Regions from separate parts of the Homo sapiens genome. Here region 2 is linked to region 1. Evidence: read pairs that join two places in POLR2A ChIA-PET (ENCODE). Cell type or tissue: OCI-LY7. All regions are shown on one strand. Links, peaks and the distances in the headings refer to the core of each region. The heading gives the core; the rest is flanking DNA.

What was found. Peaks named below come from ENCODE experiments on the same cell type or tissue, not always from the same donor. Only the 100,000 strongest peaks of a DNase experiment are listed, where the experiment ranks them.
Region 2: POLR2A ChIA-PET joins it to region 1 with 6 read pairs; 4 of 35 experiments call an interaction of 5 or more read pairs at or near these places.

Annotation. Positions count from the first base shown.
Region 1 is chr20:17,512,690-17,519,862 of GRCh38, reverse strand. BFSP1 (beaded filament structural protein 1) reads left to right here. Exons shown (of 8, transcript NM_001195.5): 3 at 5,047-5,142. It also overlaps the pseudogene RPS27AP2. Among named protein-coding and RNA genes, the nearest start is that of BFSP1, 15 kb to the left of the region's middle. In OCI-LY7, for the core only: no CTCF peak of the experiment used is centred there; no DNase peak of the experiment used is centred there.
Region 2 is chr20:18,002,378-18,009,550 of GRCh38, reverse strand. No RefSeq gene overlaps it. Among named protein-coding and RNA genes, the nearest start is that of MGME1, 37 kb to the right of the region's middle. RefSeq lists enhancers at 1,022-1,582, 1,583-2,144, 3,723-3,782, 3,831-4,392. In OCI-LY7, for the core only: no CTCF peak of the experiment used is centred there; a DNase peak (open chromatin) is centred at 4,030.

The DNA.
Region 1 (7,173 bases), core at 927-5,926:
TCCTCAGCGTATCAGCAGCTGTACATTCCAGTGGGCCCTACTCACCTTTGGGGGTTTTGGGGTCAGCTTATCGGGTGATTATCTTCAAAGCAGGACAGTGTGCTTGCAGAAACATCTGCTTAATCCCTATTTTAAGAATACATATTGACTGGCCTTTTACTATCACTATGAGCAGTTATAAAGATTTAACTGATGGGACCCAGTGCTGGTGGTTTTGACACAATCCTAGGAGGGAGGTGGGGAAGAATGACAGGCACCTCGAAGGATGGAGTCAGGGCTTAGCACTCAGCTCTTGGCTAGGAGAGAGAAGCCCATGGTAGGTTCCAGGCCTGTTATCTTCCACTAACTTCCATTCACGAGTTCAATGATGCACTGCATCAGTCTGGCCTCAGCCCTGCATACATGGAGGGAGGCTCTGGACTTCAAGGTGCATTTGGCAGAGCCCTCATGTTGCATCGAGTTGCTTGAAGGGTCTCTGAGGGAAGAGGGCAGCTGAGCATGGGAGATGCCTGTGGCCCCTTGGCTTTGCTTCAGTACAGTGGCTTCCATGGACTGCTTTGTTCAAAGGATGGCACATGTGGCTTAACAAAAGTTTGAGGACCAGTGACCCCAGGGTTCCTTCTATTTCTAAAATTTGTAATGTTTGATTCCTTATAAATAATAACACAAAGGGTCCTTGAAGCCCTGTTTCCAGTCATTCAGCTTTGTGGCTCAATCTTGGATGCATTTTGTTAAGAGTGATTGAGAATTCTGTGCCCCACCCCATCCTCAGCAGTCTTAAGAGGGGCAGAGGGAAGATAGAACAACATCCACCCAATACTCCTGCACCTCTGGCCCAGATTTAGCCAAGCCTCTCTGAGGGTGTGGTCCCATCCCCGGGGCTGAGAATCACTCCACAGGGAACCACTGCCTTTGAAGGGAGTGGGATGCGTCCGGGAACACTGTGATTTTCCTTCACATCGTGTGGTCCAGCTGTCAGGCAAGATGGTGGTCATGTGACCCATGCTGGCCAATCACAGCTCTCCTGAGGGAGGGATGCAGGGATGAACTGATTCAGAGCTGGGTCACTCTGAGGACAGGTCCTTGACTCCTGCTACTTAGATTCCTGGAACTGCCTTGGTTTCCGTCTTTCCTGAGGTCTGGCTGGTATTTTACAAATGAACCAGGGTTTTTCTGAATCCTCCACCCTTTTCTGTTGCTGGAAAGATTCAGGCTTCCCTTTCCACCATTTCTCTTATGAAAGGGCTTCCCAGGCTTGTGAAATACTTCTGGGTATTTCAGAAGACCAGACACCAGGATCTCCAAGGGGCCTGCCCACTTCCCCTGCGGTAGGAAGGCCTTGATTTGCATGAGTGCATCAGTCTGGGTCTGATCGCCCCGGGCCGGGTAGCGCACGCCTTCTGGAAGAAGAAACGCTATAGCTGAGTTTTCATTAGACCCTCCCTCACTGTCCCTGGGTCGCAGGATGTGAGGACCCATCATTAAGGGCTCAGAATGGTAACCCCCTGAAGGCAGAGCTCGTTAAAGGTCAATGGCTAATTAATTAAACACATGAATGAGCTCAGAAGCTAAGTCCCATAGTTAGATTTCATATTCTTGTAGTTTGGACAGTTCAGTGTCCTGGATCTGGAAAAATGTGTCCCTTTTTGTAATTTGGTTCATTCTTTTATTTCTGATTTAAAACAAAAACCCCCAAAAACTTCAGACCACGTGTAGATTTGTTGAAGGGAGTGGTTTTCCCAGGAGCTCTTGCTTCTCCCAGTGGGCAGTGGTGCTGGTGGCAGCAGGAGCCCGGTGCCAGGGCCAGGAATCAGGAGGAGCCTTGGAGAGAGTAGGCAGGAGAGTCCAGGGGCCGGGGTGAGGAATGACTCTGGACACTGGTGTCCTTCCTTCTTCTGTCGAGAGTTCCTTACCTGGGGATTCACCCTGCAGCAGAAACCTGGAGGAGCACTGAGGAGGAACAAGATGTTCCGTTGCCGAAAATTGCTCCCATAGAGCCGTGCCATGCAGTATGGCAGCCACCAGCCGCATGTGGCTGTGGAGCACCTGCAATGTGGGGAGTTCGAATTGAGATGTGTTATGAGTGTAAAATACACAGCAGTTTCAAAGACCTCATCTGAAAACAAGAATGGAAGATATCTCACTACTAACTTATTGATTACATGATGACATGATAATATTTTGGGTATACTGGGTAAAATAAAATATATTATTAAAATTAATTTCACCTGTTTCTTTTTATTTTATTTAAAGTGGCTACTTCTAGAAAGTTTAAAGTTGGCCAGGCACGGTGGCTCACACCTGTAATCCCAGCACTTTGGGAGGCCACGGTGGGTGGATCACCTGAGGTCAGGAGTTCAAGACCAGCCTGACCAACATGGTGAGACCCCGTTTCTACCAAAAATAGAAAAATTAGCTGGGCGTGGTGGTGTGCACCTGTAGTCCCAGCTACTTGGGAGGCTGAGGCAGGAGGAAACGCAAAAGGAAATGATTTTGTTTGTTTGTTTGTTTTGTTTTGTTTGTTAGTTCATGTCTTTTATTAACTCATACAGTTCCTTGTCTTCTGGTTTGTTGAAGCAGTAAGTCAGACAACATTTGCCACAATAATGTCTGTCATAGTGGCTTGCCATAAACACTCCAGCACCACATTCATCAGAAGGGCACTCTCGATGAAGGTGACTAATTTTGCCATTCTCGTCTACCTTATAGTATTTCAGGACAGCCAGCTTAATCTTCTTCCTCTTGTGCTTATTCTTCTTGGGAGTGGTGTAAGACTTCTTCCTTTTCTTAGCACCACCACGAAGTCTCAACACAAGATGAAGAGTAGACTCCTTTTGAATGTTGTAGTCAGACAAAGCACATCCATCCTCCAGTTGCTTGCTAGCAAAGATCAGTCTTTACTGATCAGGAGGAATTCTTTCCTTATCCTGGGTCTTGGCCTTTATATTTTCTATCGTATCTGAGGGTTCAACCTTGAGGGTGATGGTCTTCCCTGTGAGGGTTTTCACAAAAATCTGCATTTTGGTGGCAGCTCCACTGCAGGTGGCTAATGGAAAAGGAAGGAAATGTTTTAAGATACATTCCTAAGGGTTGCACATTGACTAATTTGATCTTGTACAACTCTCAAGTTCTGTAAGATAAAATCTTCAGTTCTCTTGGGTAGATAAAAGAGCTTCAGAAGTTTGAGTTGGGTGAGGGTTGGCCACTCCCTTACCATCTTGCTAATGCTTTAGACCAAATTCACACAGAAAGAGATTTGTTAAATATTAACATTTATTGTGATGCAGGCCCCCAAGGTCCATACAACCTTCTCTGTAGGCTCCATGAAGTCTCAGCTCTGGTGTCTTAGGTGCTAAGAGAACACTTTGCATGGAAAGCTCATTGAAGGCAGAGGCTACAATAGAGTCAGAATTTCAGGATCCTTCTTGTCAGCATCAGACAATCAGAAATCTTACTACACCAGTGGTCTTTCACAAGAGCAATTAAGGAACCAAGTGCCTTTTATTTTTATTGAATTAATTAATTAATTTTTTTTGAGATGGAGTTTTGCTCTTTTTGCCCAGACTGGAGTGCAATGGCATGATCTTGGCTCACTGCAACCTCTGCCTCCCAGGTTCAAGTGATTCTCCTGCCTCAGCCTCCTGAGTAGCTGGGATTACAGGCATGTGCCACCATGCCCAGCTAATTTTGTACTTTTAGTAGAGATGGAGTTCTCCATGTTGGTCAGGCTGGTCTCGAACTCCTGACCTCAGGTGATCCACCTGCTTCAGCCTCCCAAAGTGCTGGGACTACAGGTGTGAGCCACCACACCCGGCCCCAAGTGCCTTTCTTAAGAGTGCAGTCTCAAGGCCTTGCCAGACCGAAACCCTAGTAGCACAAGGGTGGGGAGTGTCCCTACATCTCATGGCCAGTCCACATATCGTGACTGTCATAACTCTGTTCATGCGAGTATGGAGAGTGTCTCTTACATATTTTAGTCAGACCACGTGTTCCCCTTGATTAATGAGAGCCCATTGCTAAGACTCATTATGTTTATTAGCAAGTCACTAATAAGTCAGTAAAAATTCACTTCCCAAGGCCTCAGGTGTTGGCAGGTGTGCATGGCAGAGGTATCTTGGGAGACTGGGGAATCCTGATGAACCCAAGTAATGCTCACCTGTAATATCACACCGAAGATGCCAAAGTATATAAGTCACTTCTGGACATCATAGCACAATCTTATTAAGAGCATGAATAATTCTTTCATACCTACTTGGTCTATCCAAACAAGATCAATGAGGCAAGAGCCAGTGAATTATCAGAAAGTTTCCTGAGAAAATTCAACCTTTTGTGATCAATGTCGTTTCCAACCTTAGAGGAACAAACAAATGCTATTCACAAAACAGTCATTCTAAAAATGCATTTTTGTATGAAAGATGCATCTTCTCAAGGTAAATGTTAACAGTCCTTGGGAGAAAACTGCTAGAATACAGATTTCAGGATTTAAGGGAAAACAATTTTTTTCTTTCAGTCTTAGAAACCCAACTCACTGATGATGAGATATAGAACAAATATAGACGTTACTTAAATATTAACTTTATTTGGTATGTAAATATACCTAGCGCTCCGATCTTTCTAGATCAAGGTTACTTAACCCTGGCTGTATTGACCCTTTAGGCAAGGGAATTCCTTGTGTGCAGGGTTGTGGGGGGATGCTGTCCTGTGTATTGTAGGGTATTTAGCAGTGTCCCTGGCCTCTACCCACTAGTTGCCAATAGAAGGACCCTACCACTAAAGTGGTGACAACTAAAAATGTCTCTAGACACTGCCAAATGTCCCCTTGGGGGGCAAAATCACCCTCTGTTGAGAACTGCTCTTCTAGAACAGGTCCAATGGGCTAAGCCATTGCCTTGCTAGAATGCATAATCTCAGACCCCTCCCAGACCTACTGAACCAGAGTCTGCATTTCAGTAAGCTCCCAGGTGGTCTGTGTGCTCATATACCCGGCCAGCTTTACCCCTATGCTCCATGGTGCCTGTGGCCAGGGATATGTGGCTCTCATTGCAGGAAGCTGATGAAGCCTTGCTGCATAACCTACGCCTTCAGCTGGAAGCCCAATTTCTGCAAGATGATATCAGTGCGGCAAAGGACAGGCACAAGAAGGTAATCATGACCCCTTGAAGCCCTTCCTCTAGAAAACCCAGTTTGGGTTTGATCAGGTAAGCCGAGGGTACTGTGGCTGAAAACAGACTGCTAGAGTGGCATACCTTTGTGCGTTTTCCCTCGAACCAAATAGGGGTGAATTGGTCACTGGACAGTGCTTACTGAGCTAGATGTGCTTTGAAGAGTGGGCAGTAGTGGGTGTGTTTTGAGGGCCCTGGTGTTGGGAACTAGTATCTATATTGTACAGTATAATTTACAAAGTGATTTTATATAGATCTGTCTTCATTAAGCTACAGTCCATCAACTGTTTCCGCTCAGAAAATACATGAAAAAGTCTTGTTTTTAGCTCTGCCTCTGAGCCCGTTAATTGCAGGAGCACATTATTCAGGAGCTTCCTCTCCTGCAGTGCTCAGACTCCCCCAGCCTCCAACAGTTCCTCACAGGCCTGATTCTGGGGGGCCCTGGCATAATTGAAAAATCAGATTCTGCAGCTGTTTGACTATGGGTGAGTGGCCTAACCTCTCTGAGCTGCTTTTTCTTCTTCAAAATGCAAATGCAGGCTCTCCTTCCCAGCAGTGACGTGGGTGAAGTAGTGTAGCAGACCTGTGGGTGCCTCAGGGCTTCCCTCTCCAGGGGCTCTGGCCTCCTCCCACTGCCATCCCTGCAGCTTTGCCTGAGGACTTTCTCCAAGCAGCTGGAGGCTGCTCCGCCTGTAGTGGGGTGTTGGGGAACTCCTGTCCCCAGGAGCAGGGAGCAGCCTCAACCAGAACTGATGGGAGTTGGTGTATAAACACACCAGCTCCCTCTCGCCTTTGTAGACCAACTCTGAGGCTTTTGTTCTGCATTGGCACCCAGAGATACTCACCAGGATTGAGCTCCAGGTGCCCACAGTGGTGATCCATTGGTAATAGCCCTCGCTGACTGCTCTCCCTTCCTGCCTCACTTTCCCACTCCACCCGTCATGTTTCCTGGCATCACTGCCCAGTCAACTGTTTGCACTCAGATCCCTCTCTCAGGGTCTGCTTCTGGGGAAACCCAAACTACGACAATGTGGGAACATGGGTACAACCTGGAGCTTGGCAAGTGCTCAGTGAACTTCCAGTTCCCTTCCTACCTCAGTGTGTACCTGCATCAGTACACCAGGCCTGTCTGCTCCAATCAGGGTCCCTCCAACTTTCCATGAGGCCCAGCCATTTCCTCCTCCCCACCCACCTCCTTGCTTCTACCCTACTTGATGGAATCCTGGGAACAGTGCCTGGGCCAGTTTTGAAGCAGCTCAAATAATTCTTCCAGGCCATTTAGGATGATGATGATGATGATGACGGTGATGATGATCGCTCACACTGTGAGGCTTCCCTGTAGTATCTCACTGGATCCCAAGAGCAGCCTTGTGAAATACTGCTCAGGTCAGGCTTCCTCTAAGCAGAGCTCTAGGTAGTGATTTTTTGTCACTGATGTCTTAGTGGAGGGCTCTGAGAAGGGGAGGAAAAGGGCAGGACAGGGCAGGGAGCAGAGCAAGGACTTGTCCTCAGCCGGAGTCCAGCTGTGGCCTTCTCATGATCCCACAGGAAGCTCTGGAGTGTGAATGTGAATTACACCACAGCTGGGTCCCTCAAGGAGTTGAGAGAGTTGGTCTTTTGTACTCCTGTGCTGTCAGTCGTTGGCCTGGGTTGGGGATGAGGCAGGGCCTGGTAGCTTCCTGGACAAGATGACCATTTGTTGGCCAAGGGCTGCTTTCTGGAGAGGGCTGTGTCATCTGTTATTACAGAGCTGGGGACAGGGGCACTGGCGGGTAAAGGGGATCAGCATCCCTACAGATAGTTATCCCTGTTTTACAGAAGAACTTGCATTTTAGGAGGTTTAAATAGCTTGCCTGAGGTCACACATAGCCAGTAAGTCTTTTAGTCCAGGCCTGATTGACCAAAGCCCATTCTTTGAAACACTGCTGGTGTTGGAAAGGGTCCTTTGTGCCCTCCAGGGCCTTTTAACTTATTTATTTTTGACACGGTGTCTCATTCTATCACTCAGGCT
Region 2 (7,173 bases), core at 1,069-6,068, 490 kb before region 1:
GTAATCCCAGCTACTTGGGAGGCTGAGGCTGTAGGATCACTTGAGCCCTGGAGTTCGAGTCTAGCCTGGGCAGCATATGAGACCCTGTTTCTTGAAAAAAAAAAAAAAAAGAAAAGTGTTGTAAGGATTGTTACAGATATCGCCTGTTGTCAGGTGGTTTGCTGGCACAGCTTGGAGAGCTGCTGAGGCCCACGGGCCAGCTTGTCCCTGCCATGCAGCCCTAGATTGCTTTGCTCTGAAACATCGCCCTGCTGACCCGACCACATTTGTGTTTTGAGTTTTCTGTCCTCCCCTCACTGACAGCTGGCATTTTCCTTCTTGTTCCAGGCCTCTCCTCCTTTAATCCAGGGCTCGCCAGGCTATGACTGCTTGGTAACTGACTTACCAAGTACACCAGGATCATAGGTGAATGAGAGGCTGTCCTGTGACTGTCGGTCATGGCATGGGCTACTTTGAAGGCTTTTTTTTTCTTCTTCATTTTCCCTGGATAATTGCTTATTTGAAAGCAACTTTTAGATAAGTTGACTGGAACTATAAAAATTATTTTTTTGGCTGGGCACGGTGGCTCACACCTGTAATCTCAGCACTTTGGGAGGCTGAGGGGGGCAGACCACGAGGTCAGGAGATCGAGACCATCCTGGCTAACATGGTGAAACCCTGTCTCTACTAAAAATACAAAAATTAGCCAGGTGTGGTAGCAGGCACCTGTAGTCCCAGCTACTCGGGAGGCTGAGGCAGCAGAATGGCGTGAATCCAGGAGGTGGAGCTTGCGGTGAGCCAAGATCACGCCACTGCACTCCAGCCTGGGCGACAAAGAGAGACTCCGTCTCTTAAAAAAAAAAAAAAAATATATATATATATATATGTATTTGTTGTTGTTGTTGTTGCATTAATTCAGTCATGCAGTTTTTGCTAGAGGCCCAATATAGTGTTAGCACCAACTGGGGTTACAGAGATGGGCTGGTTAGTTCATTGGTACAACAAATACTATTTAATGGTTGTGGGCCTACGGATGAAACAGACAGACATCCCTGTCTGTTTCAGGTTTACATTCTAGAGTGAGAAGGTAAACAAGACAATAGGGACATCAGTAAAATATCAGGCATGCAGTGGTGCTGAGTGCCACAGAGAGACCATCAGGCAGAGAGGCAGCCGGAGGGTGCTGGGAGCAGGGGCTGCAGTTGAAACAGGGCCGTTCTGGGCAGCATGCGAACCCAGCAGTGGGGATGGGGCGGAGATGTCCCCAGCTTCAGAACCCACCAGTTATGGATCAAGGCAGGTCCGGTGCTTCTCATCCCACTAGGAATAACTCCTGAATCCCTCTCTGTGGCCTGTGGCCGGGACAGTCTGGTCCCTGGCTGCCTCCTGACCTCGTCGTTTATCTTTCCTCTCTGCTGTTCAGCTCCCGCCACAGTGGCCTGTTTCTTTCCTTGCTGCTCCTGCAGCACAGCCCTGACTCGGGGACTTTGCGTGTCCCCTCAGCGCTGCAGGGCCCACTCCTTCCTCTGTCCTGGTCTCTGCTTAGCCAGCGCACGGTCAGGGAGGCATGGGTGGCCAGCCCGCAAGGAGCCAGGCCTCCCAGCACCCCTTCCCTTGTGTGGCCTCCTCCCACATGGGATCTCAGCCGGTCCTGGCTTCAACTAAACAGGACGTGGCAGGCGTGATGCCCTGCCAATTCCAGGCCTAAGCCTTGACACAGCCTGGCAGCTTCTGCTTCTGAATTGCAGGAGCCCCAAGCTGTCATGTAAAGAAGTCTGGCTGCTTTGCTGGAAAGGCCAAATGGAGAGACCACGTGAGAGGCCACATAGACAGGCCTTGTGGAGAGGGAAAGGTGCTGAGACTACCTGGAAGGGGAGCCCAGTTGACCAAACACCCCCACTGAGCCCATCCCCCCAGCCATCCCTGCCAGGACACCAAACATGTAAGTGAGGCATCCCGGCCGTTCCAGCCTGGCCAAGCGCCAGTGGACTGTAGCTGCAGAGAAAATCTGCATAGAACAAAAGTACTGCCGAGCTGAGCCCAGTTAGTCCACAGAATCATGAGAGATAAGCAAATGATTGTTGTTTCAAGTCACTTAGTCTTGAGGTGGCTTAGCATGCAGTGAGATGACTGGAACACCTTCCCTGGCCACCCAAACTCAAATACTCAAATTGCATTTTCTTTCCTTTGCTTTTCTTCTTCCCTTTTTTTTTTTTTTTTTTTTTTTTGACAGAGTCTGGCTCTGTCGCCCAGGCTGGAGTGCGATGGTGCAATCTTGGCTCACTGCAACCTCCGCCTCCCAGGTTCAAACCATTCTCCTGCCTCACTCTCCCAAGTAGTTGGGACTACAGGCGTCCGCCACCATGCCCAGCTAATTTTTATATTTTTTGGTAGAGACAGGGTTTTGCCATGTTGGCCAGGCTGGTCTTGAACTCCTGACCTCAGGTGATCCACCCGCCTTGGCCTCCCAAAGTGCTATGATTACAGGTGTGAGCCACTACACCTGGCCCCTGTGCTTTTCTTCACACTTAAAATCTCCTGACATTTGTACATATATTTGTTTACTGTCCAGCCCTCCCACAGGTCTGTAATCTCGAAGAGGTGGGGAATTTTGTTGAATTTGCTCACTGCTTTCTTCCTGGAGCTCAAGACAGTGCCTAGATCAACACAGGCACTCAATAAATATTTGTAGAAAGAATGTATAAGTATCCATGGCCAGGCGCGGTGGCTCACACCTGTAATCTTAGCACTTTTGGAGGCCAACGTGGGCAGATCATTTGAGCCCAGGAGTATGAGAACGGCCTGGGCAACATAGGGAGACCTTCTCTCTAAAATAAATTAAAAAAAAAATAGGCCCGGCACGGTGGGTCATGCCTGTAATCCTAGCACTTTGGGAGGCCGAGGTGAGTGGATCACTTGAGGTCAAACGTTCGAGACCAGCCTGGCCAACAAAATGAAACCCCATCTATACTAAATATACAAAAAAATTAGCCAGGCATGGTGGTGCACGCCTGTAATCCCGGCTGGTTGGGGAGGCTGAGACGGGAGAATCGCTTGAACTGGGGAGGCGGAGGTTGCAGTGAGCTGAGATCATCCCATTGCACTCCAGCCTGGGTGACAGAGCGAGACTTCATCTCAAAAAAAAAAAAAAAAAGAAAAGAAAAAAATTTAAATAATAAATAAATATCCAATCTTCTAAGATCCAAACAGTCCTGCTTTTAGAATGACCCCTTTACCCTGAGAAAACAAAACAGAACAAAACACTCAATCCCCAGCTTGCAGGGGCACACGCTGTTCTGCGAGGTACATCCTGCAACTGACCTCAGGCATGAAAATCCACACATTTTTCTTGAACTGCACCGTGGAAGATTGATTGGAAAACGAACTGAACATTTAAAAATAAACAATGACTTTAAACAAACTGAGTTCTATGTTTGGACAATCTCCTCTATTCTGGGAGGAAGGGGTGAAGAGCTCTCAGGGCAGAGGGCCCTGCTCTAGCTGCCCCTGAGTCCCAGGGCCCCCTCCCTGCAGCCTTCGCCACATACCAATTCCTCCGCAAGAGGCCTCCTGAGCTCTGGGAGTCCTGCCTTCTACGCAAAGGGGCAGATTTGTGTCACCACCACCGTCCACACAGTTGCTATTTCAGTTGTCCCCCCTGTTCTGTCAGCCTGACATTTCCCCAGCCGATTCCAAGCCCAGTGTACCATTTTAGCTGACGTGGGTGAGCGTTTCGTGGGGACAGCAGATGGATGGAATGACAAATAGCAGGATGGTGGGGACAGCTGAGAAGTGCTTTTTCCTGTGTCGGATCTGTTGGCTGTGCACGTGCCCCGACGTAGTCTAGACACACTGTGGGGGCAGCGCATGTGCCAGGGCCCAGCCGGCGCGCGGGCTTCCATTTCTTTCTTTGCTGCTAATCGTGCCCATTCACACAGCCAATCAGCCAACTAGCCAGTTGTCTTGGTTTGAGCTCCAGCAGAAGCAGACCCCAAGATAGTAGTTTCTTTGACCCAGAAAGCGTGAGATGGTAGAGGGGAAGTGAGACTGAAAGAGAAGGCAGAGTGGTTATGAGCAGTCACTGCTGTGGACAGCCAGGGCTCAGTGCTGCTGGGTCTGGCCAGGTGACTGTGCAGAACCTGCCCCAGGGTTGTCCCGTGCTGGGCTATTCATCCACTAACTGCTGGTTTTCATTGCTTAAGTGTTGCCCCAGGGTGTTAACTCCATGGAACTTTGGCCTGATCCGCACCCAGACAAAACCCGCAGGCAGAAATTCTCAGGTTCTTAGTAAGAAGCCATCATTTGGAACAGCGAGTGTGAGGGTATGGTCATTTGTAACACTGACCTGTGTGTCTGCCACATACCAGGCACTGAGTTAGACCAGGGGCAGAGGAAACATAAAATGGGAGGTTTAGGCCGGGCACGGTGGCTCATGCATGTAATCTCAGCACTTTGGAAGGCTGAGTTGGGTGGATCACTTGAGGTCAAAAGTTCGAGACCAGCCTAGGCAAAATTGCAAGACCCCTGTCTCTACAAAAACTGTTAAAATCAGCCAGGCATAGTAGCACATGCCTACAGTCCCAGCTACATAAGAGGCTGAGGTGGGAGGATCACTAGAGTCCAGGAGTTCGAGGCTGCAGTGAGCCATGTTGGCACCAGTGTTGCACTCCAGCCTGGGCAACAGAGCAAGTCACTGTCTCAAAAAAATAATAATAATTTGAAAGTTGGAGGCTTGCCCAGAGTCTAGTGGGGAGATGGATATACAAGCAGATGTGGTGAATACCTTGGCAGAGCCCTGTGTCAAATGCAACAGTAGACAGAACAACCACGGACCATTCCTGGGAAGCTTCGCAGCGCAGGGAACATGAGCTGGGTCTTGTGAGCAAGACTCGAGTTCAGGGTTACGTAAGTGTAGTTCACAGTTCACAGTCTCTCCACACATATGGTGGCTGCCTTCCATGATGGGACAGCTGGGACTCCCTGTCAGTTAGAAGTTCTTGGAATTCCTAACCAGGGAGCTGCTTCTTGAGCATTCAGCAAAGAAACCTACCAAAGGAAGGGGCAGAGGCCTCTCGATCAATTCCATGTCCTGGGGTGACACCTGAGCTGCCGTGCAGGGAGTGAGGGCTGCCTGGTTGTCCTGGTGACAAGCTGGAGGTCCTGGAACTGGAAAGCAGTTGGAGAGGCCACCAGTCCTCTCATCTCTAGGCCCTACCACTGGCTGGCTCCTTGATTTTAGAGGCCCCCATGGATGTGGGAGGGATGCCATCACACTGTCATTTGTTCCCCTGGTTAATGAGCTGGTTCTCCCTTCCTCACAGCTCACCTCCTCATGCCTAGCCTCAGGGAATAGCCTTACAATCTGCTCTATTTATTCAGCATTTTACAGACTATGAGGGCTTGTGACATGTAGGCTCACAATTGGTTCTTAAGGGACCCTGTGAGGCAGGCAAGCTGTCATTAACTGCATTTTTCTTGAGAATCCCCAGGCCTCCAAATGTCGACAGGTGAGTTCAAGGTTACACAGCTAGGAGGTGGAAAGTCCCTGAGCCACACCAGGTCTTTGCCCCATGTCCTATATGTGTCTCGAGCTTCATGAAGGGGAAAGTTGTTAAACGGGCGATTTTCTCCCTCTTGTTTCTGGTCTAGCCTCAGCATTTCCTAAACGACTTGAGACAATTTTATGTACTGTGCTGTGCTGCTCTAAATAACATTGGAGTACACCGCAAAAAAGTGTATCCATTTTCTATATTTCTGATTCTGTTTGGAAGAAAATCTCTGTAGATAACACAGCCTTTGTCACTGGCCTTTTGTTCGAATATCTTCCTTTTATAAAAGAGAGAGCAGCCCTCAGATTCTGCTTTTGGAAAGCAGAAGTGAGTTAGAATTACTAGCCCTGGTTTGTGGTTGTTTTTGAAACAGAGTCTCACTCTGTTGCCCAGGCTGGAATGCAGTGGTGCGATCTCAGCTCACTGCAACCTCCACCTCCTGGGTTTAAGCAATTCTTGTGCCTCAGCCTCCCGAGTAGCTGGGATTACAGGTATGTGCCACCATGCCCGACTAATTTTTGTATTTTTAGTAGAGACTATGTTGGCCAGGCTGGTCTCGAACTCCTGACCTCAAGTGATCCACCCACCTCGGCCTCCCAAAGTGCTGGGATTACAGGTGTGAGTCACCACATCCAGCTTTGTTTGTTTGTTTGTTTGTTTGTTTGTTTTTGAGATGGAGTCTCACTCCATTGCCCAAGCTGGAGTGCAGTGGCGTGATCTCGGCTCACTGCAACTTCCACCTCCTGGGTTCAAACGATTCTCCTGCCTCAGCCTCCTGAGTAGCTGGGATTACAGGTGTGTGCCACCACACCTGGCTGATTTTTGTATTTTTAGTAGAGACGGGGGTTTCACCATGTTGGCCACGCTGGTCTCGAACTCTTAACCTCAGGTCATCCACCTGCCTCAGCTCCCAAAGTGCTAGGATTACAGGCATGAGCCACCGTGCCCAGCCGTTTTTTTTTTTTTTGGAGAGACAGGGTTTCCCCATGTTGCCCAGGCTGGTCTCAACCTCCTGAGCTCAAGTGAGTCCCTTGCCTTGAGCTCAAGTGATTCCCTTGCCTTGGGCTCCCAGCGTGCTGGGATTACAGGTGTGAGCCATCATGCTCGGCCACTGCTTTGTGTTTACTGTATTTATTTTACAATAAATAAATGTATTTATTGCCTTCTATTTAGGACAGGTGATAGTCACTTCCCATTGTAGTAGTTAACATGCTTCATGCTTCCTTTTGAAATTAATTTCTTTTTTTTTTTTTTTTTTTTTTTTGAGACAGAGTTTCACTCTTGTTGCCCAGGCTGGAGTTCAATGGTGCTATCTCAGCCCATAGCAACCTCCACCTCCCAGGTTCAAGCAATTCTTCTGCCTCAGCCCCCCGAGTAGCTGGGATTACAGGCATGTGCCACCACTCCTGGCTAATTTTGTATTTTTAGTAGAGATGAGGTTTGTCCATGTTGGTCAGGCTGGTCTCGAACTCCCGACCTCAGGTGATCTGCCTGCCTCGGCCTCCCGAAGTGCTAGGATTACAGGCGTGAGCCACCACACCCAGCCTGAAATTAATTTCTTTAAATAAAAAGAGTGGGGCTGGGCACGGTGGCTCACTCCTGTAATCTCAGCACTTTGGGAGGCTGAGGCAGGCAGATCATGAGG